Regions from separate parts of the Homo sapiens genome. Here region 1 is linked to region 2. A link is an interaction called in ENCODE POLR2A ChIA-PET data of the cell type or tissue named here. Cell type or tissue: A673. All regions are shown on one strand. Each heading gives the region's core, and the rest is flanking DNA. Links, peaks and the distances in the headings are about the cores only.

Region 1 (2,823 bases), core at 204-2,703, 170 kb before region 2:
CTAATGACAGTAGTAGTTTAGGCAAGGGTTATTAAGTAATGCCAAAAAGCAATTTAAGAAGCTGGGTGTGCCAGAGGCATCTGAACCAGAGCAACTCCATCCTGAATAGCGACTGGGTAAAACAAGGCTGAAACCTGCTGGGATGCATTCCCAGGAGGTTAAGGCATTCTAAGTCACACGATAAGCTAGAAGGTTGGCAGAAGATACAGGTCATAAAGACCTTGCTGATAAAACAGTCTGCCGTAAAGAAGCTGGCTAAAACCCACCAAAACCAGCGCCATGACAGCTTACAAATGCCATGGCAACATCAGGAAGTTACTCTAAATGGTCTGAAAAGGGGAGGCATGAATAATCCACCCCTTGTTTAGCATATAATCAAGAAATAACCATAAAAATGGGCAACCAGCAGCCCTTGGGTCTGCTCTGTCTATGGAGTAGACATTCTTTATTCCTCTACTTTCTTAATAAACTTGTTTTTACTTTTCTGTATGGATTTCCCTCGAATTCTTTCTTGTTCGAGATCCAAGAACCCTCTCTTGGGGTCTGGGTCTGGATCCCCTTTCAGGTAACAGGTAGTCTCAGCTACCTCAGAAGCTCTCTTGAGCCCAGGAATTTGAGTCCAGACTGAACAACACAGTGAGACCTTCATCTCAAAAAAAAAAAAAAAAAAAAAAAAATTAAAAAGCAATTTAAGTTTTAACCATTAAGTATACTGCCACAGGGAATACTTTTCCAGTTCTAAAAGTTCCAAAGGAAAAAACAAGTATACAAGAGAGGGATCAGACTGTTATCACCCTGATTTAATAGTCACCACTATAGTTATCAACCAGATATTGTGTCTTCTGATGCTATTCAAACATCAGATGTCCATTGATAATGCATTCTGGCCAAAGTATTTCATTGGAACCCATCAAGCATTTAGATCTAACTTCTGATTTACAGAGAACTGAAGGAACAAAGGAACTAAAACAACGCCATGAGGGAATAACCAGACAAATCCAAGAGGTGAGACATGCTGCAGGATGTATGGCTTTGATCTTTTCAGCTATCTATGCCATTATAGAAAGGGGAGTGTGCTAGATTAAAAGAGACTCAAGGATGGAACAACTGGATAATATGTGTAGTATTGAACTCAACTGTGATTTGGACACACAAGCTATAACCATTTTGGAAAATTTGAGTATGATCTATATATAAGATAAAACATTTACTAAAATAAATGGGTAGAAATCATCCACTAAAAAGAGTAGGTTGAAAAGCGATGTGAGTAAATACAATTGCAGGCTGAGGAAAAAATACAAATATCTATACCTAGGTGTAGAAAAAAATCAGAGTGAGTTTTCACTAAAGGATTGACATGATAGTCTCTAGGTAGTTCAACTATTTTTTTTATTTTTAAGTGATTTTTAATTTAACTGTCTGCATTTTCTAATTTTCTATAAAGCTCTGCACTACTTTTGAAAACTTTTGCCTGTTTTCATCATAAAAACAGGCAAATGTTGTAGACAGTTCAGACAAGTAGATGCACATGACTCTGGATCTTAAACATGTAAAAAGATGCTTAATCTCATTAATAATGAGACAGCCATGTGGGAGGGGGTCCCTGGAGAATCTCCGGCCAGCCAGCAGACTAGGAGGCATGCGCACTGGGGTGGAGCCACAGAGGTTCCTGCTGTTTGCAGCGGGGAGGAGCCCGGCCCCTCTTCTTCCTGTGTGCAACCTGGGATTCAAAGCTGCAAGGCAGGAAGCACAGCAGCAGGAACTCTGGCCTTGCAGAGTCCCTGTTCCCCCTTTTTTCCCTTTTCACCCAATAAAACCCTGATTTACTCAAGCTTCAAATTGTCTGTGAGCCTAAATTATCATGGCTGTGGGACAAGGACTCCATCTTTAGCTAAACTATGGAAAAGTCCTTCATCAGTAAGAGATAAGAAAATTTTAAATTATACATACAAAACCCCCCAAAACCTCAATATCAAATTCCATGCAGTTACTATGAGGGAAAAAAAGATAGTAAGAATCAGAATAACATCCCTGTAGACAATGTAGGCACAAAAGGAACAAATCTTGTCCAAAGACTCAGAGCTTCCAATAACCTTTCTAGTGCCCCAAGCATAAATATGAGCCAAACCAACTAAGAATCAGTATAAATCCGAGAAAGCCTCTTACATAATAAAACCCTAAACAAGCATACAAGGTGAATAAAAAATCACCCTGGAAGAAACAAAGCCTGTATTTCCTCATTTTATGAGGCCTGCATTATCTGATACTAAAATCACACAAGGAAATTACCAAAAAACTACAGATCGATATCCCTCATAAACACAGATGCAAAAATCCTCGACAAAATACGGCTGTCCCTCCATATTTCTGGGGAAGTGGTTCCAAGATCTCCCCCACCCCACACCAAAACCCACAGATGTTCAAGTCCCTGATATAAAATGATGTCATATTTACATATAAACTATGTACATCCTCTTGCATACTTTAAGTCATCTCTAGATTACTTACAACACCCAATATAAGTGCTATATGAATAGTTGTTATACTGTATTGTTTAGGAAATAATGACAAGGAAAAAAGTTTGTACACATTCAGTACAGACATAACCACCCATTTGTTTTCCCAAATACTTTCTCTCTCTCTCTCTTTTTTTTGAGACGGAGTTTCGCTCTTTTTGCCCAGGCTGGAGTGCAATGGTGCGATCTCGGCTCACCGCAACCTCTGCCTCCCGTGTTCAAGCTATTCTCCTGCCTCAGCCTCCCAAGTAGCTGGGATTACAGGCGCTTGCCACCACACCCGGCTAATTTTTTGTATTTTTAGTAG
Region 2 (2,823 bases), core at 5-2,504:
CCAACATTTGGCAGCCTGGGTCCCACTTGGAGTGACTTTCTGCCACTCCCTTTCCTCCCACAGAGACATTTCCCTGCATTTGGTCACTGAAAAGCAGTGCCGGACAGGCTTGTTCTAAAAGCTGATTCCTAACCCTACTGGCTCATATGAATGAGGGGCAAAAAATCCATACCCAAATTCAGAGCCCAGGTTAGTCGATTGAGACAAAATTTATTTTCAGGCCGGGTGCGGTGGCTCATGCCTGTAATCCCAGCACTTTGGCAGGCAGAGGCGGGAGGATCACCTGAGGTCGAGAGTTCGAGACCAGCCTGACCTTCATGGAGAAACCCCATCTCTACTAAAAATACAAAATTAGCCGGGCATGGTGGCACATGCCTGTAATCCCAGGTACTCGGGAGGCTGAGGCAGGAGAATCGCTTGAACCCAGGAGGTGGAGGTTGTGGTAAGCCCAGATCACGCCGGTGTACTCCAGCCTGGACAACAAGAGTGAAACTCTGTCTAAAAAACAAAAAAGTTATTTTCATCCCTCCCTTGTCACCAACATGACTGAGGCCATATGTAGTCACATCAACAATGGGCAGTTTCCTAGAGAAAATTTCTCTTTGTATTATCTATCCAATTAATAATTTTTATGAGAATCCTACCTAACAGTTGAAAAAAACTGAGCATCCTAAATGCGAGGATCTAATTTGGTAGGACAGATGAGAAGTTATAAGTAGAGGTTACATACTTTCCCCACATACACATAGAAGTTAGTGGCAGAACTGGTACTAGGACACAATTGCTTGAGTATCTAGGCCCAGTTTTATTCTACTACACAAAGTAATAAGGGCTATGTTTTTGTTTTTTTGCATTTTAAATTTGAGGTATAATTACGTAAAGTACACGAACATTAACGTGTAGACTTAATTTCGACAAATGTTTACACCAATATAATCAACGCTCCAATCAAAACACAGGATGTTTCCATCTCCCAGAGGGTGCTCCTGTGCCTCTTTCTAACTCAACCGCCTGCTCCCCATCCCCCACCACATCAGGCAATAACCACTCATCTGACATCTATCCCTTTTGATTCATTTTGGGTCCCCAGTTTTAAGAAATAAAAATTGAATTCAAACAACTTTGCCTGAAGCCCTTAAATCTTTACAGAATTTTCCTACCACTTTTGGACCATAGGTATAAAGATTTGTTTTGGATTCATCTGGATGGTGTTACAGCAAGTCAGTCTCAGCCCCAGTACAGACACGTTTAAGTTTAAAAGGATTCACATTTATAGGATGTGAAGGTCAACAATTCTTCAATATGGGGTATTAAAAAAACTACTCTTTCTGGAAAATAAATGTACTTTGTCTAAAATATCTGCCTCCTTGGCTGTTTCTGTATTCAACCATTCCTTCGGGATAGCCGCCTATGGGAAGAGCTGCTTGAGCTCTTGAAAGTAAGCACTTAGATACTAAGTATTTTTCCAGTTGGAAGCTGTCTCCTGGTTTCAATAGCTTTTCTGCTGCGGTGGGACTCATTTTAACAGCTCCTCTGGCTTTCCCAGACACCATCTCAGGAGGCAGTGGCAGTTGAAAAGATAACACTGTCCTAAGCCATTTAACTAGCCAGCAAGGGAAGTGGGTTTTAGGAGCTGGAAAATTTTGGCTAAGGCTTGCTCAGAACACTGTCTTAAATCCAAAAAGTCTTGCCAAGGTCCAGGTGGAGGCAGCTTTCCCCCAGCCACAGACACTACCAAATCAGACAGGGCTTGCATTTCTTCCGACCAGAGGCACTGGCAGCCAGGGTTGGTCATTATCTCCATAGCAGCCTTGTTTCCCCAGACAGTGAGCTCATGCTTGGCGCTGATCAACTCCATAAAACAAGGCGTTTAACCCTATGCAGAAATGACTACATGAAACCTATACAATTATTTAAATCAAGCCAAGTTTTGAAAATTATGAAGAAAATACAAATTATGCAACACAGTCATAACATTAGAACCCACTTATGGGCACAGAATAAACAGCAATGCTGAAAGTTTAAACTTCCCTGAAAGAGCCAAATTCCAGAAGACAGTAATTCTGCGGAATTCAGCTGCCTAAAGCAGCTTGTGAGGTTCCTCTTCCCTATGCAACATTGCCTCTACGTGTTTTCTGGTGTTAATGCAGTTTAAGATAGAGAAATCTTTTTCCACTAATTTTTATTTCATTTAAAAAATTTATTTAAAAAATATAATTAACATGGTTCAAAATTTTAAAAGGGTAAAACCAAACACAGCATATTCTCACTCATAGGTGGGAACTGAACAATGAGAACACATGGACACAGGAAGGGGAACATCACACTCTGGGGCCTGTTGTGGGGTGGGGGGAGGGGGGAGGGATAGCATTGGGAGATATACCTAATGCTAGATGACGAGTTAGTGGGTGCAGCGCACCAGCATGGCACATGTATACATATGTAACTAACCTGCACAATGTGCACATGTACCCTAAAACTTAAAGTATAATAATTAAAAAAAAAATTTTTTTTAAAAGGTATTCAGTAAAAAGTCTCCCTCCCACTCCTTGGACCCCAGCCATCCTTTTTCCTGTTCGATGACTGGTTTCTTGTAAGTCGATTCAGAGATACTTTAGTATATACAAGCTAAACAGTTACATATCTTTCATGCCTTTTTTTTTTTTGAAACGGAGTTTTGCTCTTGTTGCCCAGCCTGGAGTGCAATGGCCTGATCTTGGCTCACCACAACCTCCGCCTCTCGGGTTCAAGCGATTCTCCTGACAGCCTCCCGAGTAGCTGGGATTATAGGCATGCACCACTACGCCCGGCTAATTTTTAATT

What was found. Peaks named below come from ENCODE experiments on the same cell type or tissue, not always from the same donor. Only the 100,000 strongest peaks of a DNase experiment are listed, where the experiment ranks them.
Region 1: POLR2A ChIA-PET joins it to region 2 with 10 read pairs; 2 of 35 experiments call an interaction of 5 or more read pairs at or near these places.

What each region holds. Positions count from the first base shown.
Region 1 is chr16:75,419,460-75,422,282 of GRCh38, forward strand. All of the region lies in intron 1 of CFDP1 (craniofacial development protein 1), which reads right to left. Among named protein-coding and RNA genes, the nearest start is that of CFDP1, 13 kb to the right of the region's middle. In A673, for the core only: no CTCF peak of the experiment used is centred there; a DNase peak (open chromatin) is centred at 1,662; H3K4me3 peaks cover 1,391 bases; H3K27ac peaks cover 1,816 bases.
Region 2 is chr16:75,589,546-75,592,368 of GRCh38, forward strand. No RefSeq gene overlaps it. Among named protein-coding and RNA genes, the nearest start is that of GABARAPL2, 25 kb to the left of the region's middle. In A673, for the core only: no CTCF peak of the experiment used is centred there; no DNase peak of the experiment used is centred there; H3K27ac peaks cover 561 bases.